Regions from separate parts of the Homo sapiens genome. Here region 1 is linked to region 2. The links are chromatin loops, found by intact Hi-C in ENCODE. Cell type or tissue: chondrocyte. All regions are shown on one strand. Links, peaks and the distances in the headings refer to the core of each region. The heading gives the core; the rest is flanking DNA.

Region 1 (16,237 bases), core at 7,184-12,183, 410 kb after region 2:
GTGCACATGAAGTAGTCTAGAGATTCTGAAGCTCCCCTCACCCCAGCCTCTCTGTTGGAGGAGTGACCTTGCTGCTGAGTTCATCCCTGTATGCCCAGCACAATGTCTGGTACCTACAAGAGGCTCAACAATTACATGCTGAATTAATGAATAAAAAAATTCGATGCAACCAATGCCTTTCCCTTTTCAGCATACTCTTGAAGCTACTCTTCCTGACAAAACTCCAGGGGCAGCAAAGACTCCCCATCGCCAAGGTGGGTGTCAGAGACAGCCATGGGACAGCAAGTGGCTGGGCTAAAAGTGCAGCGCTCAGGCAGAGAGAACCCAGTGCCCAGCAGAGGCAAGAAATGTAACAGGCACTTGCCGTCTTTTCCAGCATGTATGGGTGGTAGAAGTGACTTCCTGAATGCTCTGCAATGCAGGGCATAGATAACCAAAGTAATATTGATGAGGATGCACAGTTAAAGCCCAAACCATGAGCATTTGCTGACCAATAGGCTGAGCAATCCCTGCAATTGGTAACCTATGGCCTGATAAAGACAGTGACACCTAATGATGGAACAAGAGGATTCAGACAGAATGCAAAGGGACACACGTCCTGGTTATGTGTTTCCCTAGTCCCTGGAGAAGAGGGCTGGGAGCTGAGGCCAGAATTGCATCATGTATTGGTTATACTTCATATTGCTTAATGGGCTTACATTATCTGAAAGGTAAATTATACTGAAAGTACCCAGTACTTCCACATTGATTGATTGATTGTTCAAACAACACCCTCAATACTCTGCAAATGGGGTTCATAGTTTATCCAAAGGCCACAAATTTCTTCACCTTCCCTACCTTGGCACCCAACTGTCTCCTGAATGAACACAGAGCATTCCTCCCATACTCCCACCCTGCCCTGCTGTATCTCAGCATCACTCTTGCTCTAGCAGTATTGTCTTTGGTGTGCTTTTTAAACAAGCTTTGAGACTTCTCTCAGTGATGAAGTGGGTGTCTTCTTTCAGTGAATTAATAAAACAGTGATTCATATTCCACTTCAATGCTTAAAAAGACTTCAGGGAAGCTTACAGCAATGCATAAACTATAGCTAGATAAAAATAATTTAAAATGAATAACAACAATGAAGTAATGGGAATAACAGAATAACAATAATGAAGTAAAGAGAATATCAGAAAAGTTGAAGCCAAGAGCATAGTTTACAGAATACAGACAATGAAATCTTATACACTTGAAATGGATGAGCCTCAAAAGTCACAAGAATCAAAGTGTCAAAAAGGAAGGGAGAACACCCTACCTGTCAAGTGGTAAAAACTATAGCATCGCTTCTCAAGACTTGAAGGGAGTCAATAAGATAATGGCTGTAGGGCACTAAAGATGGTTCTTTTAAATACGTAAATAGTACATGTTTAGTAAGTGTTGGCTGCTTGTATAAAAAGCACATGAATTTCTTGATACTGAGGCCAGGGAGAACGTACTCTTCAGGTTCTCTCCCAAAGAGTCAACTGTGTGTTGGATAATGAGCATCCTTATAGGAAATCCAGCATGAGGTCCAACAAGTTCTCATGGTGCCCCCAGAGAAGGCCACGGTGTACCACACCAGCATCCAGTTCAGTACAGTTCTGCCCATGGCCCTAGGAAGCAGGCTTCTAGTGGCTTTGTCTTCATGTACAGTCATGTGCCATATAACATTTTGGTCAACAACAGACCACATAAGACTATAACGGAGCTAAAAAATTCCTATCACCGAGTGACGCCGTAGCCATTGTCAGAGTGCAACACATCACTCACGTGTTTGTGGTGGCACTGGTGTAAACAAACCTACCACGTTGCTAGTCATATAGAAGCCTAGCACATACAAGTATTCTTCCTAATGATAATAAACGGCTATGTTACTAGTTTATGTATTTACTATACGATACCTTATATTTTACAGTGTACTCCTGCTACTAAAAAAAAAAAAAAAAAAAAAAAAAAGGCAAAAGCTAACTCTAAAACAATCTCAGAGAGGTTCCTTAGGAGGTTTTCCAGAAGAAAGCACTGTTACTATAGGAGCTGATAGCTCCATACCTGTTATTGCCCTTGACGACTTCCAGTGGGACAAAATGTAGAGATGGAAGACAGTGATATGGATAATCCTGACCCTGGGTAGGCATAGACTAATGTGTATGTGTGTGTTTGTGTCTTAGTTTTTAACAAAAAAGGTGGGTTTTTGTTTTTTTGTTTGTTTGTTTGTTTGTTTGTTTTTGAGGTGGAGTTTTGCTCTTGTCGCCCAAGCTGGAGTGCAATGGCACAATCTCGGCTCATTGCAACCTCCGCCTCCTAGGTTCAAGTGATTCTCCTGTCGCTGCCTGTAGCTGGGATTACAGGCATTCACCACCACGCCCAGCTAATTTTTGTATTTTTAGTAGAGATTGGGTTTCACCACATTGGCCAGGCTGGTCTCGAACTCCTGACCTCAGGTGATCCACCCTCCTCGGCCTCCCAAAGTGCTGGGATTACAGGCATGAGCCACCGCACCTGGCCAACAGAAAAGTTTTAAGGTAAAAAATAACAATAATAATAATAATAGAAAAAAATCTTATAGAATAAGGATATTAAGAAAGAAAATATTTTGGTACAGCTGTACAATGTGTTTTAAGTGTTTTTACAAAAGTGTCAAAAAGTATTTAAAAAGTTAAAAGTTTATAAATAAGTGACAGTAAGCTAACATGAATTTGTTGTTAAAGAAAGAAAAGTATTTGTAGTAAATTTAGTGTAGCCCAAGTGTACAGTGTTTCTAAAGTCTACAGTAGGGTGTAGTAATGTCCTAGGCCTTCACATTCACTCACCACTCACTGACTGCCCAGAGCAAATTCCAGTCCTGCAAGCTCCATTCATGGTAAGTGCCCTAGACAGGTGTACCACTTTTTATCTTTTATACCGTACCATATGTTTTCTGTGCCTGTTCCATATTCAGATATCTCTAGATACACAAATACTTACTATTGTGTTCTAATTGCCTTCAGTATTCAGGACAGTAACATGACATACAGCTTTGTAGCCTACGGACAATAGGCTATACCATATAGCCTGAACGTGTAGTAGTCTATACCGTCTAGTTTGTGTAATTGTACTGTAGGATATTCACACAATGATGAAATAAAATCGCCTAACAGTGCATTTCTCAGAACATATTCCCATCATTAGACAATGCATGACTCTATTTTGAAACTCTGTTATTAGGCACGCAGATATTTAAGAAAGTTGGCCCTTTCATAGATTAACCATTTTATTATTATGAAACAATCTTTTATCTGTAATAATATATTTTTGCTCTGAAACCTACTTTGTCTAACATTAATGTAGCCACTCTACTTTTTTTGTCAAGTGAATGTTAGCATGGTATATCTTTTTCCATTTTTTTGTGTCACTAGTGTGTAAGAACTTTAAGATTGTATTCTTCCATTTCCTTTAAAATTGTATTCTTCCATTCTCCATTTGTACTATTTTGCCATACATTTATTTCTACACATGTTATGAACTCCACAATAGATGGGTCATTTTTTAATGGTCAAATATCTTTTAAAGATATTTCAATGATAAAAACCTTTTTAAATTTGTCCCCATAGTTACCATTTCTGGAGCTTCTTCATTCCTTCGTGTGGATCCATATTTCCATCAGGGATCATTTTTCTTCTGACTGAATGATAATCTTTAATATTTCTTGTAATGAAGTTCTGCTAGTGATGAATTATTTTAGTGTTTCCATGTCTAAATTTTTTAAATTGTATCTTTGTTTTTGAAAGATATTTTGCTAGCTTGACAGGATGGTCTATCAGTACTTTAAAAATATTTTCCACTGTCCTCTGATGTGCATTCTTTCTGATGAGAAATCTGTTATTTCTATCTTTGTTTTTCTGTACCTACCTAATGTGTTTTTTTAAAATATCTGGCTGCTTTTAGAATTTTTCTTTATCACTGGTTTTGAACAATTTGATTATGATGCACTTTGGTGTAATTTTCTGTATGTCTCTTTTGTTTATAGTTTGCCTAGATTCTTGACTTGTGGGTTTACAATTTTCATGAAATTTGGAAATTTTGGGGCCGTTGTTTATTCCAGTATCTTTGCTGTCATCTCTCCTTCCTCCTCTTCAATTACTTGATTATTATACCATGTGAAGTTGCCCCAAAGTTAACTGGGTTTTTTTCCAGGGTTTTTTTTTTCCATTTCATTTTAGACAGTTATTATTGCTAAGTCTTCAAGCTCACAAATCGTTTCTTCTAATGGTTATCCCAACCAGTGCATTTTTCACCTTGGACACTGTGGGCCTTTTTATGTATTCTATGTCTTTACTTAGTATGTTCAGTGTTTCTTGTAGCCTGTTGAATATACAGAATACATTAAAATAACTTTAAATATCCTGGTCTAGTAATTTTATTACCTATGCTATTTCTCTCTCCTCATCTCAGGGAGGTCTCTGGGCACTCCTTGGATTTCCTCTCCCCGCACTACAGCCCAGAAACTCTCTCCAGGCCACGAGCTAGGGACAATTCACCTAGATTCATCCTTTCTCTCAGAGACCACTGCCCTTCATTGCCTAATGCCCAATATCTTGAAAACCATTATTTCATATATTTTCTCTTTCTTTTTTGAGGTGAGAGAATCAATGAAGCCTGCGTTACTCCATCTCGTCCAGATGTTCTGGTCTTGTCTCATGGATGATGTCAGGCATCTGATTTCAGCTCCGCCAGGCAGCAAGAAGTGTCTCACCAAGTGCTCAGCTGCAGTGGTCTTCTTACAGGCTGTAGTTTTGTTTGTTTGTTTGTTTGTTTGTTTGTTTTAATTATCTTCCTCTCTTCTAACTTTCCTGGGTCTCACACTTTCCTAATTTTCTCCTTTTCCCTCTTTCTGTTGCTTCCACCCTCTCTGTTTTTACTCTTTCTCCTTCCTTCTCTCCTGCTTCCTCTCAAACTTTCAACAAACATTCCCAGCCACTAGGTGACAGGCGCCCAGCTAGGCTCTAGGGAGACAAAGATGAATAGGACAGGATTCTGGCCTCCAATGAGCATTTTGGGTTTCTCTTTCCAAAGCCCCATGCACTCTCCTCACACATATATTCTGACAAATCACAACTGAAGACTGGGGGGGTGGGGGGACTCTCTACAAGTGTCCAGAGTGCAGTGTGTGTGTGTGTGTGTGTGTGTGTGCGCGTGTGTGTGTATTTTATAAGATGTGTATCGTTTTCAAAATTGGTCTGGAACAAATTAGAAAAAGAAACCAAAAAGCACACCAGTGTCATTCAGCTTAGTGTGAGAGAACGAGTGCACACTTTGGAAACAGACTGTGTGTCTCTTCATCGTTTAAAGTTAAGCAAGTCCCTTACCTCTCAGTTTCCTAAGCCAGAAATGAGGGAAGATAACCCAATTCCTCACAAGACCGCAGTGACTATTAAATGAGATAATGTGTAGAAAGTGACCCTGCAGCACCTGGCACATAGTAGGTGTTCGGTAAATATTGGTTTCTCTTTCCCTATTGTCTTTTTCCAAAGAACCTAATGCTGTTTGTAATTCAATGCTTTTGCCATCATATTACCACACTCTATAAGCGATAAAAACTCAAACAAACCAAAAGTTGGTGCCACCACCGTGAGTATACTCTGAGTACTTAGGTAGAAGAATTAAATTAGCATAAAGTTCGAAGGTAAAAGCTGCCGCCTTTCTCACAGGGTTAACTCTTTAGTGACCCTCTCATGGTGTGACACTGTCACCATAACTGCTGGTGTCAAGAATTCAATTGAAAACCAACAGCCTGAGGGTTTTAAAATCCTGTACCTTTAGTAAGTTATTAACTTGAGGATCACAGTGGTATTTATTACTTTAATAATGCATTTAAGGCTACTGTTGCATGCTATTGCATGCTTTTTTTTTTTTTTTTTTGAGACAGAGTCTTGCGCTATCATCCAGGCTGGAGTACAGTGGCATGATCTCAGCTCACTGCAACCTCCTCCTCCTGGGTTCAAACAATTCTCCTGCCTCAGCCTCCTGAGTAGCTGGGATTACAGGTACTCTCCAACAAGCCCAGTTAATTTTTGTATTTTTAGTAGAGACAGGATTTCGCCATGTTGGCCAGGCTGGTCTCGAACTCCTGACATGAAGTGATCCGCACTCCTCGGTCTCCCAAAGTGCTGGAATTACAGACATGAGCCACCGTGCCCAGCCCAGATGCTTCTTTTTTAAGGAGGAATTGACTTTATGTTAACTTGCTATAAAGAGAGAAGCCAATCAGAAGATCCACAGGACAAAAAGCTATGAGAGCAAAAGGGCATATGAAGACAGGGACAGGGCTTAAGGCACTGCCATGGCTTCCCGAGGCAATGAGGATAAAAGCTTATGCTGAGGTCATGATATGCCTGCCCCATTTCTCCTACATTCCCCCGCCTCCCATCTGTCTGTTGTGCTGCTGCCTTCATGTCTCCCAGGTGCCACCTGCTGTCACATCTTTAAGCCTTTGACCTTGTTATCTTCTCTGCCTGCAGCACCTTTTCTCCTTCTTCCTAGACCAACCCCGGTTCCACCTCTAATACTCAGATAGAAGCTTGCATTTCCAAGAAGCCTCTCTGACTCCCCTCACCCTTGCCCTTCAGGCTTGGTTAGATCTTCCCAAAGCTGCAGCCATCGTAAAGTGGAAAAGGAAAGAATAAGCACAGATCAATAAGGCAAACTTATTCTTTAGTTTAGTTGAGTTTACATAGAAATCTGGAATGACATTTGTTGAGAGGCTAATCCCTAAATGGATTCTGGACCATAGAGAGATTTTTCCCATAAGATCAGAGTCTAGCCTATACTTAGCAGCCTCACAATGGGAGAGTGGCTGAAATGAAATCAATGCCTGAAATGCTGGATGTGGGAAACACACACAGGAAAAATATTACAGTTATACATAAGGAAGTGGCCCCTGCTGAGTGCAGCGCATACACCAGTTCACAGCAAAGGCTCCTGTGACATCCCCACTTTAATACACACTGCCTCATCTCTGTCCTCTGCTTTTATGACAGGTCAAATAAAACTACCAGAAAACTGCAAGGGAATGTTACAAAGACCATCATGATTAAGAAGCCATTTTTCTTTTTGTTCTGGGGTGCTGAGATCTCACTGCAGGAGAATAAAGCCTGTATGATTTGGTGTAAATTCATACACATGCACACACTCGCCGCATATAAATGCAGGCAAGAACAGCCATGGGCATGAGCTCATTGTGCAGACAGATCATTTGCACATCCAATTAGGTGAGAGGAGAAATCAGAAAATCCAATTACTTCATCTCAGGTACCCTAAGTTATTATTTCCTCCCAAACCTATTTTCAGGATGAAGACCACCCTGACAATATGCAATCTGATACTTCTGTGTGTGCACTTAGTTACTGCACAATCTGTATCTACAACTCAATGCTCATATTCCAAGTTGGAATCTCTTTCAGGATGCAACCCTGCTTCCTTCAAGTATGTAGTTCGTATTAAGTTTAGAGCTTTTCTCACAACAAAATCATAGGGGAATGAGTTATATTTTCCTTGTTTCAGTCATTGTCAGTTGGGATTTCAAAACACTTATTTTACCAAGTGCTTGTTTATCATTCTAATTGGTTTATGACTGTGTCAAGATGATGAAAGCAACACAGCAATAAACAAGTAAAGACTGTATTTTAAAAATCTTAATGAATCAAGCAAATCCACATACTATCAGTTGTGAAACTAGGTGGAAGCCCAAGTCAGATGCACAGGGGTTTATTCAGCTCCTAATACCTGTGTCCCACGCAGCCCCCAAATGACAGACAGAAGCGACAATAGGCCTTTCATGACAAAGACAAAAATCAACAGTGGCCTTGTTGCTTCTCCATGGTCTTGTTTAATGGCCATGGGAAACCACTGACTACTTTAAGGCCAAATTTTTCTCTGAATATTGGTGAAATGGAAAACGTATCCCCATATCTGGTCCAGGGTATAATACAGAGTACTTGAAAAACATTAATTGAATAAGTAAATATGTATAAGATATACGTGTATATAATTTGCAGAATACGCTGGCACAGTATGTCAGAGAAATTTAACCCTGAGGGCCTCTTCTAAGAGTCATTCAGCTTTGCTGTCATCAAAACAACATCCTTCCCAGGAATGTAAGAGCAGATCAACATCTGGGAAATCTATGCATGTAATGTACCACATTAATAGACTGAAGGAGAAGAGTCATGTGATCATCTCAATAGATACAGAACACGCATTTTAGTACACTATAAATAGAAAGGAAAGAAACTTCCTTGAATTGACAAAAAGTATGTACCAAAGCCTATAGCAAACATTATAATTAATGGAAAAACTGGACTTTTTAAAATTAAAAATAAGACAAGAATTATTATTACTACTATTGCTTATGGTACTAGAGGTCCTAGCATATGTTTTAAAAAATGATACATAAACGAGAAGGATGTTAGGACAAAAAGGCAAACTGTCATTATCTCCAGGCAACATATTCCTTATGAATAAAATACAACAGAATCAACAGATAGACTATTAGGATCACTAGTATTGTTCAGGAAGAAAGCGAAATACAAAATCACACAAAAAAATTAACAGCATTTTTCCACACAAGCAATACACAACTAGAAGATACAACTTTACGAAAGTCATGATAGCTACAAACATTATAAAATATCTGGGAATTGACTAAAGGAATACACAAAATTACTATTTTTAAATAGAAATAATATTTTTAAACTCTAACAAGAAATCTAAAAGAAGATCTGACAAATGGAGAGAATGTCCTTGTTCTTTAGACAACACCAAGTCTGGGACATGGAGAGAGGATCAGGCTCTGCCGGTGGGAATATAAAGTGGTGTGGTCATCATGGAGAGCCATCAGATTCGCCACACCTATGTCCTATGACACAGGAATCTGGTGGTCAGGTTCAGATCACCAAGAACCTCCCACAAATGCTCAAGGAGATATGGGTAAGAATCTTCCCACCGCACTGTTTGGGATCTGGAGAACCAGAGACAGTCTAGGTGGCTACTCTTGTGGGAGTCGGAAAGCATCATGTGTGGGATAAAATACTCTGCCACCACTGGAAGCAAGAGACAGGAGGCACATGCAGCAACATGAATAGATCTTTAAGGCACTCATACTGAGTGGGGAAGAAAAAGAAACAGAATGAGATCAACAGCCGAATACTGTTTATGCAAATTAGAAAGCATACCCACAAACAAACAATACATATACATTTTTCAGCAATACATGCTAATAAACAGATATATATAGGATATTGTATATTATATTTATTATATATATATAATATCTTAGCATGGTTGCTGTAAGGGAAGAGTGGGAGGAGGCAATGGAAGTGAGGAATGGGGATTTGGAAATAAATGATCAATCAATCAATCATTTAACTCTCGAATATTCACAAATATGCCAGCAGATGAGGCACATGATCAAGCTCAACATTTGACTTTATTGTAGATTTTGTTATTGCTTCTATTATGCAATATCCATGCTAGAATATATTTTATCTACCAAGCCAGTACTAGAATATATTTCAGCCTCCATGCCTATTCAATGTATCTAATTTCCTTCTAAAGGAAATAGACAAGTTGTACAAGAAAGCCTATGACTTCCTTTCCTTCCATACTTTAGAGAAAAGTTGTCATAACCCTACACTCTACAAGAACATTTACAGCTTTAAAAAATGTATTCAGTTATACTTCACCCCATTCAAAAAAGAGATGTGATGGCTACAGAAGGAATTGTAGACTATAGAAAAGAAGCAAAGAATAAGACAAGAGAAAGAATGGAAAAAGAAAGGGTTCATAATAGAATAGTGAGAAATAAAACTAAAAATAATAATTGTATCATTTCCTACCTAAATAAAGGCTTGCAAAATGAAATGTAGAGCTTGGCAGGAAATCGTTTTTTGAATTTGCCTGTGATCTCATGTACTCCAGTGTGACGCGGACTTGAAAGATTATGTTATCTGATCTCAACCTCTGTCTTTGCATTCTTCCCTGCTATAGTGCCCAATGAAGCTTGTGCACATACCTTCACGGACAAACTTTCAGGACTAGCTGCACACCAAGGCTCCATCTGTGTTGCTCTACCCCCATCTACTGATAAAAGCCTGCTACTTCTGCTACTTCTCCGGGAAAGCCTCCTCGTCAGTCCTCTTCCTGAGCGAGCTCTGTCTGAGGACCATTCGCAATAGAACGAGAGGATTCACTGCTGTTGTAAATCACTCCACCTTGGAAACTTTCAGGTCAATGTGGTGTATGTTCCAAGAATAATTAATAGTGTTCTAGTTTACTAACTGGTAAGTTACTTTTTTCCTTTTTTTATATCACTTTTGACAATCAAAGAAAAGACAATTATCACTTGAAGCTGTTTTCCCTTCTTTCTTTTGTTTTTTTTTCAAAGTGGGGTGTCAGTTTAATTAGAAAAAAAAATCACACATGTTGTGGTGGTTTTCAGAACATATTGTTATTCTAAATGTGTTGCTGTTGAATGGGTTTTTGTTTGTTTGTTTGTTTTTAAGCTTCACGGATCATCTTTCCACTGGCTTAGAGGGAGGTAAGCATGGCAGTAAATGAGATGCTTACGAAGTGGTTAGGATCCTTCTTGGATGGAGTTCCCCAGCTGGCAGCTGGGGTGAACGGACTTTGAGTGTTTCTGAGTGCTGGAAGAATATTACAGATTTGGTTGAAAAAAGTAGGAGACTTTGCATCTCCACAAATTCATGACGGGAGGCTTTGTTTAATTAAATAGCAATGATTTGAGAACAAAATTATAGCAAATTTTTGTCAAGTTTATCACTTCTGTGAGTCTATTCCTCACCCCACAAACCAAAAGAGAAGACAATTCACCTTTAATTTTGGTCTGCAAGATTAGTCGAGTCTGAGAGAAATTAAATGTCAATTTTTATCTTGGTTCATCATAGCTCTTTAATCAAAGTTGATGCGTCACTTCCCCTGGTTACCCCTGCATCAAAGGCTGACCTGAAAACCTGACACCAAGCTTCCCTGCGCGGGCTGGCTAATTAGGAACTTACTTGTTCCACCTACGGCCTTGGAGAAAAGGGGAGGGCGGAGCTGCCCCAAGGAGGTGGCCTCTTTATGGAGAAGGGTCCAGGAAAGAGGTCAGTGGTAATTACCAAGCCGCAAAAGAGCCCATGTACTCTTTGGACATTATTGGTTCATAAAATGTCTGGAGATTTATTCTAGAAAACAGAAGTCTCGTGTGTTGCATGTCAAGCTGAACTAAATCAGCCTGGCGTGATGAACTAGAGGACTGTGTCGGGACAGTAGGAAAGAATCCATGAAAAAGGATTGTCCTTGGCTTAGGGTGCAACCCAACTCTCCCCACATCAGCCATGTGGTTCTTTCTTTCTTTCTTTCTTTTTTTTTTTTTTTTTTTGAGATGGAGTCTCGCTCTGTCACCCAGGCTGGAGTACAGTGGTGCAATCTCGGCTCACTGCAACCTCCGCCTCCCAGGATCAAGTGATTCTCCTGCCTCAGCCTCCCCAGTAGCTGGGATTACAGGTGCATGCCACCACACCCAACTAATTTCTTGTATTTTAGTAGAGACAGGGTTTTATCATCTTGCCCAAGCTGGTCTCAAACTCCTGACCTCGAGCGATCCACCCTCCTCAGCCTCCCAAAGTGCTAGAATTACAGGCATGAGCCACCGCGCCCGGCCTGTGGTTCCTTCAAATAACGTCGTGGTTGCATCCTAGGCTAGTTGAACTTCACAAGTTCAACTCAAGGCCTCTGTGAAAGGAAAAGAAAGAATTTAAAAATGGAAGGAAATGCTGCCCATCAGTACACTTAGGAAGCGATCGTCCCAGAGGAAGAAGGAGATGGAAATGGGACTCTGTCGTCCTCTGCACAGATCTCAGGGTTTTTCGTAGGTCGTGCCCTTCTAATTGAAAGTAGTCAATTGCTTTATCTGGAGCTCAGTTGAAGAAATAATGGTTTATTCCAAGTTGAGAGAGCAAATATGTTGTGTTATGGGCAACCTATATGTTGGTCTCCAAAGCAGCAACTCCATGAAGGAATTTCGGCTGACTGGACTACATGGAGTTTTTGCTTTGTATGCTAACTTTGGAACCCAGCCCCACAGAGGGGGCTTCTCCACTCCACTCAACTCTGAGCCTAAGCTTTCTCTCCATAAAGCAGAGATAGTAGAAGTACCTTTCTGTTGAGAGGGCACCCAAAAAATGCCTGCCAAACAGGAGGTGCCCTGGAAGAGCCCATGAGCATCAGGTGACCTAGATATGGACTAGGGCTCCACTGCTCACCACCTACTAGCCCTTGCTCCAAGGGTGAAATGAGGTGTGTGCATATGATAGGCTCTAAGGTTCCTTCCAGCCTTGCTCTTGCTTCACTTCTATCTCAGTGACTTATTATACCTTTTCTTTAGAGACAGAGTCTCACTCTGTTGCCCAGGCTGGAGTGCAGTGGCACAATCATCACTCACTGCACCCTTTTATTCCTGGGCTCAAGGGATCCTTCCACCTCAGCCTCCTGACTAGCTGGGACTACAGGAGCATGTCACTGCACCTAGATAATTTTTTTTTAAATTTTTTGTAGAGACGAGGTTTCACTGTGTTGCTCAGGATGGTACCAAACTCCTGCTTCACACATTCCTTCCACCTCTGCCTCCCAAAGTGCTGGGATTACAGGTGTGAGCCACTGTGTCCAACCTATTATACCATTTTTCATATTAGCGCTGTATGATTATTTATTGGAAGAATATCAAAAGGGATATAAACAACCTTTCTATCAGAAAACGCTGCACATTTTCAACAAAACTACAGCAGAATCCCAGTGGAGAAGACACTTACAGAGTGAGCATCTGTTGAGAGTTTGCTTTGTGCCAGGCACTAGGCCTTCTTACAACCCTCACACCATCCCTTGAGGGAGGTACTGTTATTCATGATTGTGTGAATAAGGAAAGAGAGGCAGAAACTTTTAGGAAACACTTAGCTTAGGGAGTGGTGGACCTGGAATTAAACATACTCTTTTAACCACTGTACAGTAAGAATTTTCTCTTAACTAAAGTATCCAGTTCACCCATGTTTCATTTTCTCAGTCATAGGCCAAGGAGAGTCATATGCTTTAATGATAACTGTACTACTAAGAATGAATTAAAAGGGTTTCTGGTTCCAGATGGTGGATTGAACACACCCATTTACATTCTCTTCCTCGAAATCTTCCATTGAAAATACAGTATAGATGTAGGGAAGGAAATTTATCCAAGACTGTTAAGAGTGGGCCAGGTGTGGTGGCTCATGCCTATAATCCTAGCACTTTGGTAGGCTGAGGAGTTCGATATCAGCCTGGCCCACACGGTGAAACCCCATCTCTACTAAAAATATAAAAAATTAGCTAGGTGTGGTGGTGCATGCTTGTAATCCCAGCTACTTGGGAGGCTGAGGCAGGAGAATCTTTGAACCCAGGAGGCAGATGTTAAAGTGAGCCGAGATCGTGCCATTGCACCACTCCAGCCTGGGTGACAAGAGCAAAACTCAGTCTAAAAAAAAAAAAAGAAGAAGAAAAGAAAAAGAAAATAAGGGTGGAACAATAGGGAGGTCAGCATAACATAAATAAGTTAAGTTTTTTAAAAATCTGGAGAACAGAAATTAAATTAATTAAATTAGATATTGATAAAACAAAATTTACAGTGGAAAATGCTGTTGTCCTAATTGGCACATGGAAAGACTAGAGGAGAGGTTAAAGCCACTTTTCCTGGAATGGAAACTCAAGGAACAGGAGAGAAAAGGGGCACATGGGCAGGGGCTGGTGGTTCAGTGCCCCCCTCAAACACTGAGACTTTCCTGCTCAATTTCTGGGCCACTGGAATCAGGGTTCATGACTTCCAGACTAATACCAGGGGACTGTACCCTAATAGCAAGTGAGTGAGTGACCAGGAGAGAATGATTGTTCCTGGGATGGGCGATGCGTCTCTGCTGCAAAGCTCCCCATTTTGCAGCATGGAGGGTGTTTGGAAGAATGTGTCTCCTCCTTCAACCCCACATACCCCAAGAGAAGCTGTTCTTTTGTCATATTGACCTGTTGCTATGACCCGAATGTTTGTATCCTCCCAACATTCCTATAATGAAACCTAATCTTCAATGCAATAGTATTAAGAGGTAATGCCTTTGGGAGGTGATTAGGCCATGAGAGCCCTGTCCTATGAAAGAGGCTGAGGAAGCCTGTTCACTCCTTCCACTATCTGAAGACACAGCAAGAAGGTGCCATCTATGATGAACAAGCCTTCACCAGACACCAAATCAGCTGACTTTGATCTTAGACTTCCCAGCCTCTAGAACTGTGAGCAATATATCCTGTTGTTTATAAATTACCCAGTGTAGGGCATTTTTTAAAGGCAGCCTGAACAGAAAAAGACACCTGTGTACAGGAATAGAAATGTTCAGTATCACAGGAAAGCCAAGCCAGAGGACTGTGCTCACCAGCATGTTTTTTTATTTATAAATTTGAACGGATGGCCAAGAATCAGAGGGTCTATAAACAAAGCAATTAGCGTGAAAGAGAAGAGCTAAGATGAACAAATGTCCAGCATTTAACCCCAAGGGGAAGATTTCAGGAAACAGAAGAGAGCTGTTAGTATCCCCAGGGAAAAACAACCAAACTTCTTGAATCTATGAAACAAAAGCAGAAACATTCAGGGATTAAGTGAGTTCTTGAAAATTAAAAATATCATGACTGAATATAACAAAATAAATGTAGGATTAGAATATAAACTCTAAGAAATCTTCATAAAATGGGTCCAAAGATAAAGAAAAGGAAAAGAAACAAAATAGAAGATCCATCCATGAAGATTAATAGCCACCTCTTTTAAAGTTAGAGAGAAAAAATTCATCAAAACCTACAAAATTATCAAAGAAACTTGAACTTTCTAATTGGAAGAGTCCATCTAATGCTAAGCAGGATAAATGAAAAAGTGTAAAGAAATCTAGAATCCCAGAATAAAGAAACTGTCTTCAATATATAAGAGAGATGGAAACATATATTTATAAAGACACTAGAATCAGATTGGCATCAGATTTATCGGAAAATTAACTGCTATAAAATAATGAAGTCATGTCTTAACAGTTATGAAAGAACGTTAGTTTAAACCAGAATTCTATATCTATTCAAACTATCAGTCAGGAATGAGTGAAATAAAATTTTTAGGCATGCAGAAAACACAAAAGCTTTTAAAATTACTTGAAAATATAGTATACTCAAAGAAAATAAAACATTCCCAGAGAGAATGAAAGAAAACATAGAATCCAAAACATAGAGAAACTAACTTAGAATAAAATAAAATAAGTACTTGGCATCAATGCTATGTAACAAGCCAGGAATTGATCCAAAGAGAAGGGAAGTTAAAGCACGCTTAGAAAAATATTTAGAAAAAAGTTATTCCATTCAACAGTATGATTTAGCAGCTGAAAATTCATAGAAATGTCATAGGAAGGGCATATGTTTCTTTTCTCAGAAAAAAAGAAAAATACAAACTAAATAGCATCCATGAAAGTGTTCAAATACAAAATATTTTGAGAGCACATGTCATAGATAAGCAAGAGTCATTTTCAATGATTAATCTATAAAACCACTGCCTAAAAAGACAAATTCAAATGCAAGCCTGTTGACATTTTTGTCTGTTACTAGTTCTAGTCGTACTGAGGCCCCGGCAGATAATGAAAAGTGTGCTACCTTGTTCCTAATGAAAGGTGAAGGGAGCCCAGAGGCATTGAAACACTCAGGCACCCGGTATTCCAATTTAACATATGTTCCTGACACTACCAAGACTGCAAGCTAAATATTACAGCTAAGGTCCCTTCCAACTTTAAAATACTATGTGCATAAGCTGAGGTTTTCAGTAGTCTGTTCTTGTAGCATGAGAGTGCTCATTTCTTATTTCCCTTTAATTTTGTTAGACAACAGTTGAGATTCCAGTTTTATTATTGTTTTTGTTATAAAGTTGTTGTAAGTTGTGTTTATTCAAATGAATGTTTAAATTATTCTATAAAGCATTATTTGTAAAGGGCTTATGCAATGCAGAATTAGAAAACTTCTGGCCACTGGAACAACAACCCTCAGCTTCATGGCCAGTAAGGATTTTGACTACAGCTATGAAATGTCATGGAGCGGCTGGGTGTGGTGGCTCACGCCTATAATCCCAGTACTTTGTGAAGCCAAAGCAGGTGGA
Region 2 (16,237 bases), core at 6,057-11,056:
CAAAACTTGGAAATTAGCTTCTCACAGTCCTGGAGAGTCCCAAAATGTTAGCAAATTAAAACAATTTGTCTCCCTGGAAGCCCGGGGTATATTCACTGCTTAGAATTGAAGAGGAATAAGGGACCCACATGTGCTTTTGTGACTAACTGCTCTCCACAAACAACTTTTTAGACAGGCAGCCAGCCTAAATACGCTGCTCAGAGTTAGATGGGAAAAAGGTGTTGCTATGCTAGATACTTAAGAACCTAACACACAAGAATATCATGCTACACTTTCTGAAAAACAAAAAAAAGTGGGGAAGGGGTGGCATCAGCATTATCTTCCTCTTTCCAAATTAAACATCAACATGTTTTATTTTCCACATGTTTTGGACATACATCCACTTTTAAAGAATATTTATTAAGGCTTGTGTGTCTAAAAATACAGGCCCTTCCTCTATTACAAAATTCCCCAAAAAATTCAAAGGGAGAGAAAAATCTCACACAGATAAAAATCTCCCAAGCTGACCATTCCTGAACAAACTTTATTTTACAAACTACTAGGAAAAAATAATTAATTCAGCGCATTTATGAAGAATGCACACTTTTATTTTAAAATTCATAATGTCTAAGTACAAAAAGGTGCTAGTATAAAGAAGAAAATAAGATTTTTCAATGCAATGCTTCATAGAAATATTTTCTATTCAATTCAGTCATGTATTTTTAAAATTTTACACAAAATTAGTATATCACATTTTGGAATTATTTAAAACAAACCAGACCTTTCATTTACACACACACACACACACACACACACACACACACACACACACACTTCCTACCACAAATTTCTAGAGGCCAATAAAGAAACAGCATGGTAGCATTCAGGCAACATAAAAGTATTTGTTACTCATTATCGTCTATTTAATTAGGAAGTATTATTTCCTGTTTTTCAAATCAGCAATTTCTCTCTGAACAATAGATTAGGATACACCTTCCAATAATAATTAGAAAAAAATCATCTACTTCCAGCATATTGAAGGGTGAAAGTCCAGCTGCCACTGGTAAAATCTATGGTATCCTACCGCCATCTACTGACCATTGCTCAAATATTATGATTTAAAGGTACAGGTTTAAATTTATAAAATTAAGGAATTTTCAAAAGAAAACACTTTGAAAGCTCTACTGGAACAACTCATTACTCTGGCAGTTGTTCCAAATGTTTGAAAATACTTCCCTAATCTGAACCGAACTCGATCTACCTGTAAATACCACCTCCTGGGCTTTGCCTTGGCCTCCACTGGTATAAAGAGGATGCTGATTTTCTCTTAAACTCTTCAGAATTCGGAGGGCAATGCTCAAGCCCTTCCTATCTCTTCCCACCCACCCACCCAACACACACACACACACACACACACACACACACTGTCTCTCTCTCTCTCTCTCTCTCTCTCTGTTTCTGTTTCTCTCTCCCTCTCATTCGCTCAGTCCCTTCTTCAATCTAAGCAGCCTACCTTTCTTTATTAGCTCCACATCTGATGTGGTTTGAAGTCCCATCAAAAGCCAGATAGCTGTCCTCTGAACAAACTCTTTCACATACTTTTCTCATTAAATGCTGCATCTGAAAGAAAATACTCCGCAGAATAGATAGAGCACCTCCCTTTGCATGCTCTACCTTTGTCAATGCAACCAAAGGTCACAGTCAATATTTTGGCAGCTATACACACCATGTAATAACTTGCACTCAGGAAATCTCCTAGATCTTTCTATCTGTGCTACTGGCTGCTAAGCTATGCTCCCCTAATAGACATATGCAGTTGTATTTTTGAAACTAAGAAAATATCCATACATTCATTCAGTGATCTAAGATATATTCTTATTGGTGATGGTTCATGGTTCCAGCCTGTCATACATTTGTATCCTAATTCTGCTATCTTTTCCAATTTCATAGTGGTCTTGTATCTGTTATTGATCAATATTATTTGTGTAGTTATTTATTTTTCAGACAGAGTCTCACTCTGTTGCTCAGGGTGGAGTGCAGTGGCAGGATCACAGCTCACTGAAGCCTTGACCTCTCAGGTCCAAGCAATCTTCCCACCTCAGCCTCCGAAGTGGCTGAGACCACAGGCATGCACCACCACGTCTGGCTAATTTTATTATTATTTATTTAACTTACCATCAGCTACTCCCCTCCAAACCACTTTTCTGTATTTCTCTGGACATCCTCCAGTATGATCAGTATGGGAAAAGTTTCAAGGATGTCATTCAAGTGCTTTGTGCAGTGCCTAGCACATGACAAAACCTTGATGTGACAGCTCTTCCTATGATTATCATCAATAAAAATAATTAGTACAAATATATGATACAAATTAAATCTATGACATAAATAACCACGAAACAAGTATCAGTTCTAATAATACAATCATTCAATCAATTGTCATTTGCAACTGAAGCTCATCTTCTGCCCTTTCTGCTCTTCACGTAGGCAAAGGAGATCCTCTCCTCCAGCAGGACCCTCAGCTCCCAGAGGACATCATCTTAGCAGGAGTCTCAGTGCTTTTGGACAATTAGGAATCCTCTTGCAAAATGTCCCTTCCCACTGCCCCCATCTTGGCTTCAGATCTTCTCCTAAGAGACATTCTTCCTATTGAGGAGGAAGCCACATTCTGAATCAAAGAGAAGGTGGAAGCAGAAGAGAAGAGAAAGAGCCTGCGTCTTCCGCCCAAGCTCTGCAGCAACTTTTGGAGCCACTGAGCTGAGCCAGGACCTCTGTCTGCTGCTGGCTCCACCCTTTGCCGTGAAGGCATCAAGCAGGTGACACCATGTCCCTGAGCCTGTCTCAGCGCATCCTGGGACTGGCACAGACTGACACAGCTCCGGTATACAGTCCACGTTTTCTGTTCCTTGGCACAACCCAGAATGAAGATGTTTAGGTCAGAGTTATTTAGTTTTAATAAAACCCTGTATGTACTGGGATCAAATAACTCATTTTTAACTCCTGAAAATTGGACCAATATTGACAGCTTTTGCTTAATCCAGAACAGCTCATTGAGAAAGGGGTCAATATCTCTCCCACTAGGAAAAAAAGACAAATTGAACATTCACCAAAATTTCAATATTTCGTTAAAATAAATGAGTTTTTAAATACTAAAAACAAAATTCAATGGTTTAAAAAGTCCATTGATGTAGGAAAACCCAAAAGTCACCTAACAAGTAAAACAATCCTCTTCTGATACATGTCATAAGAACCAGCTAAGACTTCCAACCTCTGGCTAAATGTTAGGGCCTGGAACAGCACATTTTTATAACAAAGTTATAAAATAGATGGGAACCAGAAATAAGAGAAACAGGCACTAATGAAGGCTGATTTCAAAAAATACCTTATTTGGGCACTCTGGCAGGGGCAGCCAGAGAGTGGAGCTCTCTCAGACGGCTGGTCTCCTCGCCTGATTTCCAGAGGTCTCTAAGGCGCTGGGACTGGCAGTCTGGACCTAACTGCAGACCGCAGCCAATGCAGATCCTCCAAGGCCAGCACCAGCAGCCATACCTGACACACAGGAAGACTTGCAAAAATGCAATGGAAACAGCAGGTGGAAGTTTCCATGTTTTCTGCTATATGCCCCTCTCTCCTGCTTCAGTCTCCTATCATGAGCCTGCACTAATGAAACCAAGTAATAGGTCATTGTTCTCCTTATACTGTACTACTTCTTCCCCCTTCATCCAAGTTCCTCCAAACTCCTAGGCTCATTCATTCACCTTTCCGAGCCTCTCTCTTTCTCTCTCTTACTCTTGCTCTATCTCTCATTCTCTTTCATTGAAGTTTTGTTTTGAAATCCATATTTCATGTTATAGAATTATAAATGAAAACACATTTTAAGAAAGAAAGACCTGAGCTTCCTGCTTTACCACACCCGGTTTTTCCCTAGAACTCTTAACTCCATTGATTTTTCCCTTTCAGCAGTTACTTCTATAATCTCTAAAGATGTTGTTTGCACAGGTACTGCTATTTCTTGATGTATCTACTTTAGACATTATGTATTTCTTTTATGCCCTTGCTTTCATTAAACATAAACTTGGTTTAGTAGGGCTTTTGTCTATTATATTTTGTGCTCTATCTGAGGATGTATTTGGAGCGACTACAAGTTTTGCTATTTCTGTCTTCCATTTTTTCCCAAAGAAGTAGCAGATGGAAAGCATAGATATAGGTGCTTCCTCATCTGGGAATCTATTAAAGTATGCATCTTCATCCTGAAGTGCTTACCAAACAAATCCTCTCCACTTAAACAGCCATCAGGATCATCCCATTTATTCTGAGGAAGAAAAACTGAGGAAAACTCCATTTTTCTATTACAGCTATCATAGCTGAGATTGCTTCATTTTTTCCAGCTTTAAGTTCACTTTTCAGCTTTAAGTTCATCTTTCTATGTCCTCATCTATAAGAGAAAAAAATAGATTACCATGACACTAAGATGCCACAATATTTAAGGTTTCAAAAGAATTAACTTAGATTAATAGGAATTCAAGTAGCACAGAGAACAATTTTTAACAATAGTGCTTGAAATCAAAAGGGGATCCTGATTAACTGTGCATCATTGTGGAAGTTTGTTACTGAGGAGTCGCCACTCACTTTGGGGCCTACTGTTTATGCCTGACTTGCGGGGACACAGCCCAGAGACAAAACACTCAGAAAAGCAGACAAAGGGCTGCTCATTCTTTAATGTCTCCCGAATCTTGCTTCCTCCAAGACAGGCACCACATGGCATGAAAACCACTCCTCCGGCTGGGCGCGGTGGCTCATGCCTGTTATCCCATCACTTTGGGAGGCCAAGGCGGGTGGATCACGAGGTCAGGAGATCGAGACCATCCTGGCTAACATGGTGAAACCCCCGTCTCTACTAAAAAATACAAAAAATTAGCCGGGCGTGGTGGCAGGTGCCTGTAGTCCCAGCTACTCGGGAGGCTGAGGCAGAAGAATGGCGTGAGCCCGGGAGGCGGAGCTTGCAGTGAGCTGAGATCGCGCCACTGCACTCCAGCCTGGGTGACAGAGCAAGACTCCGTCTCAAAAAAAAAAAAAAAGAAAACCACTCTTCCACACCCCACACACATTCCCAGATACACAGGGCGCCCAAAATGTGTACAAGTACACCACACGGCTTCCATTAGAAAATCAAATTTGTCTTGTTTTGTTTTAGTGAGAATGAAAAGAACCAAAAAGCCAATAAACAAGCACACACACACACACACACACGGGCTCACACATATGCACAAATGCAAGCAAACATGCACACACACACATCTATGTATACACTGTGACTCAGCAGCAATTGTGGCTTTAATGGAGGAAACCACAATCTGTGAGACATATTTGAAAAAAAAGGAAGCAGTTGAATTGGAATGGGGTTATTTTCCTTGGGAAGATGCCTAGCAGAGTGTTTGACAAATGATTGGCATCCTATGTACGGCTTCTCTCCATATCACTTTTTCTAAGAAGCCTAGTTTTTTTAACTCATGCAAACAAGAATCCCTCATATTTTGAATAAGAGGTTGTCTATAAGAGGCCGCCCAAAATTTTGGCATAACAAGCTAAAGTTGAGAACCTCCTAACTTTCAACAACAAATAAATAAAACAGAGCTAAAAAAAAATCCATCCATTTTGCTTATCTGTTAAATGTTGGAAAAATTTTATGTGCTAAATAAAATTTGATTTTATTTTTTATTTCCAAAGCAGTAACACTCAATGTTCATGAGGGTTCAGGAAATTTTCTAGAAAATTATTCAGTCTCATAGAACATCAGTGGAAGGGAAATGCTACGGCTTTTCCAAAAAGCGGTTTGGTGATACGCTTCAAAGGTGCCCAAAATGTGCTTCTCCTTGATCTATAAAATTCCATTGTTCAAATTGTATACTAAAACACGCCAATCGGCTCTATAGAAAGATTTGTATTCAAAAATGTTTGCTATGGAATTATTCACAGTGATTTCAACAGTAAGAAAAACTATATACATATGCAAATAGGACAAGGAATGTATAATAAAGACCTGAGCTTCATGCCTCACTGCAGCCCAGTTTTTCCCCCAGGACTCTTAATTCCCTTCATTTTTTTCTTTTTAATAAAAAAATGAGAAAAAATATGTATGTATAATCATTGTTGGATATAACAACAAGGGGTATTTGTGGTGCATCTTTATGATGACACACTCCACAGCCAAAGATGGCATTATGGATATTTTATTTAATAAAAAGAATGTTATGGTATATAGTTAAGCAAAGAAGGTCATTTACAAAATAGCATATTTCACATGATTTCTGTTTTGTTAAAAATAACATGCATAGTATTTCTAGAACTTCCAAAAGGTAATGCCTTTATAGTAGGATTCAAGACATTCTTCTTTCTCTTTTTGTATAGGTGTATGTTCCAAATCTCCTCTGATGAATTTATACAATTTTATTATGAAAATATTACTAAAGAAAAAATAAAAATATACATAATAACAGCTGATTAAGTCAATGAGAGCCAGTGTAAGTGCTGCATGGGGAAACGTCAGTGATAGGAAAAAAAACTAGGGGAAGACAGCTCCTTAGAGTTTTGGAATAAAGCCAACAGAGTCCTCTAGTTACAATTATGGCCAAATTTTAAAAGCACCTTATTCTTTTCAATCTCTCTTCCTTCCTAGACTGCAGCTGTCTTCAGGCAACCTATGAGTAATTAAAATGCGGCCCATGGACAAGCTTCCATATTTTGATAAATACATGTTGATAAAGGCAGACAGAGAAATGAATACGTGTTTCTTGTGAAAATAATCCTCTCCAAACATGCTGTACTGCTTCCTTGTAACTCTGCAGTTGTGGTAGATTGCTAATATACTTTTGATTAAGAACAATATTTGTATCATATATCATCCACTTAAAAGAAAAAAAAAAAAAGCTCTGGCCCCATAAGACAATCGTATGTAGAAATCTTGGCCTTAGTTCCCTGTGAATTAGACGCCCTGTTCTCCAATACTGGGCAGGAGCCAGTTGTGCTGCAGAAGTGGAATCAAGCGCAGTGATTTCTAACACATTAGGAATCCCGACACCTCCGAATGAGTTGCTATTCCAGCATAAGCATTGCCTGTGAAATCTGTCTCCAAATTATGAAGGTAAAGATGTCTTTGGTATAATGGCTAAGTTAAACTTGAACCAACATGTCCTAAATATGCAGGTTTCCTGAGGGCTGGGGAGGTTTGGGTGCTGAGAATGGTGAGCAAGAGCATTTTCTTAAAACTGCAGTGGGATATTTCAACAGAAATTTCAGCCATAGCCTGACACCATAAATACCAGCTTCCAAAGCGATATCTCAGAATGGATGGAACATTTTCAAAAAGTTTGCTAAAAATTGGTCGCAAAATATTTAATACTTCACGTAGATCGTGGACATAAAAGGACCTGGAGTATTTCTGAATCTGACCACCATAGATTTGGCAGATAAGACACAAAACGTCCAATTCACTTTGAATTTCAGATAAAGAATGATTTTGTTTTAGTATCAGTATGTCCCAAATATTGCATGGGACACATTTATACTATTTTTTTCTTATTTATCTGAAATTGAAAAATAATGGGCATGTTTCCCCAACTCCAATCCTGGCAACCCTTTATCACTACCTCCTGGAGAAAGAGGCTTGAGTAACCCAATGCATATAGCTGAAATGTGAGTCTGGATAGCTTAAATGTGTGTCTCTGTTGTTTGGGGCCACAGTGCCTAGGCTGGTTTCTCTGATGGCGGAACATGGGAGTGGCTGATGCTATGTGGGCACAGACTTGCACCCCAGAGTTTGTTAGGAGAATGAATCCTTGATATTTCCTGTTGTCCAGCTGTGATCCACACAGGATAAAGGTCTAGGCTTGCCTTAGATACATGACAGAGGGTCACCAGGAAAGAAGAGAACTTCAGTAGAAAGTGGTCGGAAGCAGCGAGGAAGTCACAAGTGATCAGTTGAAGCAGGGGGTTATTAAACCCACCAAGAGAGAACAATTGGTGAGAGGGGCTCAGAGATGTGTGTGTGTGTGCGTGTGTGTGTCACTGTGTGTGTGTGAGATAGATAGATAGATAGATAGATAGATAGATAGATAGATAGATAGATAGAGGATAATCTCAGAATAGAATATTTTAAATATATGCCAAGATCAGAGAGTACAGAGCTGGGTGACCAGGTCAGTAACAGTCAGGTAAGAAGTCACCTGTAAAACTAGCCAGGTGTGGTGGTGTGCACCTGTATTCCCAACTACTCAGGAAGCTGAAAAGTATCCCTTGATCCCAGGAGGTAGAGGCTGCAGTGAGTCACGACTGCACCAGTGCACACTAGCCTGGGTGACAGAATGAGACCCCAGCTCTTAAAAAAAACCCACCGGTTTTTCTGTTGGTCTTAATTCTTTTCCTTGCTATGACTCCAATCCTGTCAGCCTCATAACCATTCTGAGCTACAGGGAGGAGGAAGCACAGAGAATCTCGTGGGATGAGAAGGAAGTCGGCCCGACCTCCCGGCCATCTGGTCAGTGGTCAGCATGAAGTGAGACAGAGATAGAAGAGGAGAGGAATGCTGAAGAAAGAATATTTTCTCATGATTAACAGGACTGGACATTTAAATAATTAAATTGACGTAGTGCTTTTGTGACTCTAGTGGTTGCAGAAACTAACAGCGATAAGCAAAATCATGGATGAACCACAGATGAACTATGCAGAGTGGATTTAAAGGTAAATGGGAGACAAAAATACAGCACCCATGAGCCCTGCTTGTTGAAGGTCAAGACTACATTTATTTTTTAAGGTTCGGGTGCATCATAAGAAAACTATGATTATTTGAGGATTATATTTTGTCATTATTTTTAATTTAAGGTTTCAACTACAGTAGCCGTGATTTCTTGACTTTTCCTGGATTTGGATGACATAGGTAACATACAAAAGAAAAAAATGGTGGCATGATAACATATAAAAGAAAAAATGGCCGCGTGCGTCTCAAATTGGTAAGACTGAAGTCTTTGCTATTGGTTGTAACCATTTGTTACTAGAATAGATTTCATTTTACTTCAGAAAGGGTTCCCACTATAATCTACACCCAGGAAGTTGAGGAGAAAGGAACCGAATATTATTTGGCCCCATGTAGTGTATGCTTTATCTCGGTTTATCCTCACAATAACTGGTTGAGTCCATTATTCCCAACGGACGGATACAGAAACTGAGGCTGGAGTAGCTTACCTGGCTAGATTCAAGGTCAGAGTGATCCTCTGAGGGCTCTATCCACCAGTGTTGCCATTATCTGCCACAAGAACAGACGGCCACAGTCTGAGCACCGTTGTCTTTGACCAGTGGGAAAGACTCCACCTATACATCTCCATCAGCTGTCCTGGGAGGACTGGCCCTCAGAAGCGCTACTGCCTGAAACTCCTCTCCGGCTCCCTTGGTCCATGTGTTTACTGCACCCCACTCCACCTCAGCCCACAAAGAAGTCCATAAATGGGGTATAGAGTTAGTCTGAGTTCTGAACCCTGAAACTCAAGAAGGCAGAGTGACAGCAGGACAGCAGCCCAGGACTGACTAGGGCTAACCTACAACCAAGAGTGTGTGGGAGCGGACAAGGCCCAAATGCTGTGCAGCCGCAGATTGCATGTCTGAGAATGAGGTAGTCGGACTCTATGCTCTCAAAGTCTCTTTCTGCCAGAAAACCCAAGACTTTTCCTCTCCCTAGAGAACTGGAAAGATCAACTCACATTACAGCAGAAATAACCCAAAACCCAAAACCGAACATCTTTGCCCAGTGACCTTTCTGCAGGGGTCAGGCCAAGAGCAAGACTTCCCTAGACTCCCTCCTCAGGGCTTCTTAGTGGTCAAGTAAGACCTAGGACACTTTAATTCTTTTTAATTTTTTAATTGAGAAATGCCAAAATAGATTTATAAAAATTATAACAAATATTAATAGTTTACATTTAAAAATTAAGTAAAATGATAACATTTCTCATGAACCTTATCAATATATCTGTGACTGTAGGTATGATCTTATATGGAAATCACCCCACAAGTCTAAAGTTAAGGCCCCACCTGAATTAGGGACTGTCCTGTACTTGCCTTATGATGGGTCTTGTTCCTGAGGTTCTAACAGACACTAAAATATTGAAGTTTATTTCGCCACTTTTCAAAATGAAAATGCCAGCAGTTATCCAGCAGTTTCTTATCCCAAATCATATATCCTAGAGTTGAAACATCTGAATTGTCCACAGACGAGACTCTTCCCATCATTAGCCATAATTTGTTCTAGAGAACTGTCAAAGGTATGGCCTCTGGTTTTCACTCCCTCATGAGGGATAATTATTCCTGAAATCATTGTGAAATTAAAGTAATGGGTCACAAGAAATATATCAAAGTAAACTCGGAGAGCTGCAGGGAGGTAAAAGTAATAGTAAGAATTATAAGAACAGCTGTACCAATTGATGTTACTAGTGGCCAGCGAGCATGTATGAAGGTTAACCACATGGACTTTGGAATCAGACAGATTTGAGCTCAATTCTTACTTGGGAGTTATATGTAAATACTTCCATTTCACTAATGTCCTTTTGTCAATCATGAAGAGTTTTGTCAGGGTTAAAGATAATCTGGCATGGTGTCTGGTGTCCTGAAAATATGCAACAAATATTAGTCATTGCTATTCTTGCCATTGACAGTATTGGTGGTGGTGGTAGCAGTAGTAATAGAAGGAGTAGGAGCAGGAAGAGAAGGAGTGGTGGTAGTAATAGTGATGAGAAAATATAAGAAAACCAGTGTCTTCTATCAGCTCATGCCTAAATAAGCACGCAAGAGTCTCACACAAAATAATTAGGAATAAAAGAGAGCACACAGAAGGACTATAAGTAGTTGAAGACATTTTAAGACCGATGACAGAGCCTTAAGGGTGAAGAGGAATTGGTTGAGCACAAAAGAGTTGGGAAGTATACTGAGCATCGGATACTCCTGGCACAAGGAGAGTTTGGAAGATTGGAAGGAGCCCAGGGTGCCTGGTTGAAACAGCACCATGGGAAATAAATTCATGAACCAATATCACCCCTTTCCTCAGTGCCAGCTTCAGGACCAGGAACTTAGTGGCCAAGGCAGCAGGGAGCCCCACTGGCTGCCAGTGATATCTGTTATTATTCATTTATTTGCTCATTCAATAGACATGGGTCTCTAGAATGTGCCAGGCCCTGCAATGTTGCAACCAAGCAGTGAAAAAAGGCCTCCTGCATTTGCTCCAACACCAGCACTAGTTTAGCATCCACTGAGTTCCTATAAGCTACCCTTGCCTTGAATTTCTCCAATACCCCAGCCATCTCAAGTCCTTTGAGGCCTCCTCTTGATGTGGTATTGTCTCAAGCCCTCTACAGCAGTGTTATGGGTTAAATTGTACCTTCTCAAAAAGATGTATTGGAGTCATAGCTCCCAGGATCCCAGAATGTCACCTTATTTAGAGACAGGGCCTTAGCAGATGTAACTAAGTAAAAATGAGGTCATTAGGATGGCTTCCAATCCAATATAACTATTGCCCTTATAAGGGAAATTTGGACAGAGACATACATAGAGGGAAAACAATATGACAATACACAGTGTAAGGACAGCCCTCTACAAGCCAAGGAGAGACAGCTGGAACAGACCTCACAGCCCTCAGATCGAACCAGCTTCTCATAATCTTGGACTTCCGGCCTCCAGAACTACGCAACAGATTTTTGTGGTCCAAGCCACCAGTTTGTGGTACTTTGTAACGGTAGCCCTAGAAAACTAATACAAATGGGAATCTTCCTCTAAAAGACTTATTAAAATATCTGTTTTTAATTTTACTTTTAAAGAGCCATCAGAGCTGTGACATTGGTGCAACCACCCTTGGATTTAGCCCGTAAGTTCTCTATGTTTCCCCACCTGGAATATTCTTCTGGTTTCTGACTTCTCAGTGATCTTCTCTTCTTCAAAACCCAAGTCAGACATCACATGCCCTGAGAGACATCCCTGGTTCCCCATATCCCGTAAGAACATTCCTTTTTCTGCTGTCCTCTGCAGAACTTGTACTCAGCTTCTCTGTTATCTTTTTTGTTCATAAGTCTTCCTTCTCCACCAGATTAGGGATTTATTGAGATCATAGTCTCTTCATCGACTTTGTTCCCCCAACAGAGGAGCTGATACACAGTAGGCACTGACGATGTTGTAACAGCACACATGTAAATGGATCATTAGCGACTGCCGTCACTGTGAGGCAACTGTGACTTCCAGATAGGCATAAATTATAAAAGAATCATTAGGGCTGGAGAAAGAAGCATAAACTCTTGTCAACAAATCCTTGGACAACAGACCTAGAAAGACACCATCTATCCCTTAACAGGGGTGTAGAGAATAAATAAAAATACGTGCTTCTTGATTTTGTGTTTAATGTGATATTGTATTAGCAGCCCCTGTCACAGTTGTTTCTGACTGAAATAGGAGGACTCAGAAGTAAAAAAATGTTCCTAGATCACTCAGTGATCATCCCTTTCCTGTGTGCTTGTGGTGGCCTCTAGAGTCAATTCTTCTTCTGAGTCCATCACCACTAATGCTATTCCCATATCAATCAAAAACTAAAACGTAATAAAAGAATTGCTTTCTAGGGAGTATAGTTTGACCAAATAAAAATGGGGGCTGGGCGTGGTGGGTCATGCCTGTAATCCCAGCACTTTGGGAGGCCAAGGAGGGCGGATCACGAGGTCAGGAGATCAAGACCATCCTGGCCAACACGGTGAAACCCCGTCTCTACTAAAAATATAAAAAATTAGCCGGGCGTGGTGGTTGAGTACCTGTAGTCCCAGCTACTCAGGAGGCTGAGGCAGGAGAATGGCGTGAACCCGGAAGTCGGAGGTTGCAGTGAGCTGAGATCGCGCCACTGCACTCTAGCCTGGGCGATGGGGCAAGACTCCGTCTCAAAAAAAATAAATAAATAAAAATAAATAAATAAATAAAAATAAAAATGGGATAGAAAAGGACAGAGAAAGAGAGAGAACATGAACTTTATCTATTCAGAATGACAGATAACCAGGCAGTTGTGGTAGAGTGACTTCCAGGTCAGTCAAAGAGCTAAGACAGACTGGTCATTCCGTGAATCATGGGTTTAAGGTGACCTCCCAAAGGGTCATGCCTTTTTATATTCCTCTTTCCTAGAGTGCAGGTGGAACCTATGACTTGCTTCTATCCAATACGGCAAAGGTGAAAGAAAAGATGTCATTCCTCAGATTAACTTATGAGATTGTCTGGTGTGTATGGCTGGGGGCAGCAGGGGGTACGCTCTGAGAAGAATAGAGTTGAGAGAGAAAGATGCTGCTGGTGACCTTGAAGAAGCAAAAAGTCATGTTTTGAACTACGGAGAGGGTCACATGGCAAGAAACCACAGGGTAGTAGGTAGAGACGAGGAGGCAGGCTCTAGAACCTACGGGCAGTTTTTAGCCTCTAGTCAGTAAAAAGGCAGGGATCTCAGCCATACGAGAAATAGACTCTGCCACCAACCTGGATGAGCTTGGAAATGAATTCCTCCCTATGAGACTGCAGCCCAGCCATCACCTTGACTGCGACCTTCTGAGACACTGAACAGAGGACACAGCTAAGCTGTATCCAGATTCATGGCAATTGTGAGATAGTAAATGTGCATTGTTTTGAGCCACGAATTTGGTAGTAAGTTGTTGTGCAGAAATAGAAACTAATTTGTCATAGTACATGTCAACTCATTCTTGAAATATAGATCTGAAAAGGACAATGATTGGCACCCAAATTGCTAAGAGTAGGATCAACTACAATCACAATCTTTTACAAAGCATAATACTAAGAACCTAAAAATCTTTCTTCATTCTATACTAGAAACCAAAACAAAACACAAAATCCTTATCAGTGCTACAGGAAATGATTCAGAACAAAAGAAATAAACTAGGGGGAAAAAATCACAAAGCTCTGAAAATATTTTGCTGTAAGATCAGGAAAATAAATTTCAAGCTACTTGGCAATCCTAAATATAATTTAAAAACAAAGTGGCCTCTATAAAGTCAGATTTACGCAATCATGGGAGGCAGAGAAAATAAAAAAGGGTTGCAGGAAGAGTAAGCATGCGAACACATAGATAACATCCACATCAGAGGCAGTAAAGAGAGGGACTAAGCCTTTTAATTAGCACTTATTTATTATCTTCTCTATAATAGATGCTAGGAAAACACAAAGAGTAAAACCGAGAAGGTACTTGAACTCATGAAGCTCACTTCCTAATGTGGGGATAGACATTAAGCAAATAAACAAGTAAGTAAATGAAGTAATGATATTTGTGATTATTAAAAAAAAAAACACCTTCTGTGATAGAAAATGAAGGTGAAGAGCTACTTTCAACAGGATATTAGGGGAGGATTTATTTAAAAGTAAATACCTTTACCTTGCAAGGAGCCAGTCCTGTAAAGAGCCTAGTGAAGAACATCATAGACAGATGGAACAAGGGCAAATGTCCTGTGGCAGAAAGGAGAGTGAGATGGTTTAGGAACTAACCGAAGCCTTGTTTCTAGAACAGAATGGGACTAAATACTTCAAGGTCTTGTAAGCTAAGAAATGGAGTTTGAATCTAATTCAAAATGTGATGGGTGCCCAGATTGTGACTTTGTATAGTATTTCCCAGCAAAATGACGCAGGGTGGTTTGGAGAAATGACTCATTCCAGGGCTGGAGCAGGGACCGTACAAGATGACCCTAGAGCATTTGCAGTCCCATAAATAAAGAAGTTCTCAAAAAAGAAAATGATGAGGGTGTGTCAAAGGGACATAGGAGCCAAATGAAAGGGTTCTCAGTAATGCTAGAATAATTTGAGCAACAAGATTAAAAATGTAGATTACTTGAAGATTATAATCTAAAAAGGTATGAAATAAACATCCAAGAATCCACATGTATATAAATAAATGATTAAGTAAATAAACAAAAGGGAGAGAAGTAACAAACCTTCCATATAGAAGAATTTCAAATAATCTATGTACCTATTCCTTCCATGAAAAGGTGGAGCTTAATTTGCTGCTTGTTAAGTTTGGGTGCACTTTGTAGCTTGCTTATAAAGAGAAAAGTATGAGGGGGTAGTAGCTTTACACTGCAGAAAGTGGGAAAACACTACCTCAGCAGGGTGATCAAAGTTAACATCATTGGTGGCGTGTCATGTTAACATTAGGAACCCTTGATAAGATGTGATGATAAGATTACTTCACCTCTGTGATCTTCCTCGCAAAAAATTCATAACTCAAGACTAACCATGAGAACACATCAGATAAACTCAAATTTAACTTAAGCTCAAATTCTACAAAATATCTGGCCACTATGCCTCAAGACTGTCATCAAGGTCATCAGAAAACACTCTGGTATTCTGAGAAACTACCAGAGTCCAGAAGAGATTAAGATATAAGATGACTAAATGCAATGTGGGGTTCTGGACGGATCCTAGAACGGAAAAATGACATTGGGCAAAAAGTAATGAAATCTGAATATATCAGCATTAGTTCATTAGTTGTGAAAAATATAATTATGTAAGTTGTTAAAAATAGAGCAAACTGGGTACAGGGTATAAGGAAACTCACCAAACTATCTCTGCAACTTTTCTCATCTAGACAATCCTGTAACAAAAAAAAATTTTATTTAAAAAATGTGGCCGGGTGCGGTGGCTCACGCCTGTAATCCCAGCACTTTGGGAGGCCGAGGTAGGTGGATCACGAGGTCAGGAGTTCGAGACCAGCCTGAAAAACATGATGAAATCTCATCTCTAATAAAAATACAAAAATTAGCTGGGCATGGTGGTGGGCACCTGTAATCCTAGCTGCTCGGGAAGCTGAGGCAGGAGAATCGCTTGAACCTGGGAGGCGGAGGTTGCAATGAGCCAAGATAGCCCCATTGTACTCCAGCCTGAGTGACAGAGTGAGACTCTGTCTCAGAAAAAATTAAAAAAAAAAGTAAGGCAAAACCATTAAATGGGTTCAAGCAGTGGAAAAATAAAAACAATGGATGTGAGCAGAGAACGGTTTGGGGAAGAAGAGAGAGGACAATAAAGAGACCACTCATGAGTCTATCATATCAAGATGCACAGATGATGCAGCTGCAATTTTGCAGGTGTTAGTGGAAATGGAGATCAGTGGACAGATTCAAGAAATAGTTTAAATAAAGAAACAAAAAAGAGTTATTGATAAATGTGTCAAGAAAGACAAAGAGAGAAGTTAAGTATGACACTGAGG

What was found. Peaks named below come from ENCODE experiments on the same cell type or tissue, not always from the same donor. Only the 100,000 strongest peaks of a DNase experiment are listed, where the experiment ranks them.
Region 1: it touches region 2 in a loop (4-fold over the local background); 4 of 110 quality-filtered maps call a loop at or near these places.

Annotation. Positions count from the first base shown.
Region 1 is chr15:98,168,033-98,184,269 of GRCh38, forward strand. No RefSeq gene overlaps it. Among named protein-coding and RNA genes, the nearest start is that of LINC01582, 87 kb to the left of the region's middle. RefSeq lists an enhancer at 10,188-11,387. In chondrocyte, for the core only: CTCF peaks have their summits at 10,125 and 10,348; no DNase peak of the experiment used is centred there.
Region 2 is chr15:97,754,251-97,770,487 of GRCh38, forward strand. All of the region lies in intron 1 of LINC00923 (long intergenic non-protein coding RNA 923), which reads right to left. Among named protein-coding and RNA genes, the nearest start is that of LINC00923, 110 kb to the right of the region's middle. In chondrocyte, for the core only: no CTCF peak of the experiment used is centred there; no DNase peak of the experiment used is centred there.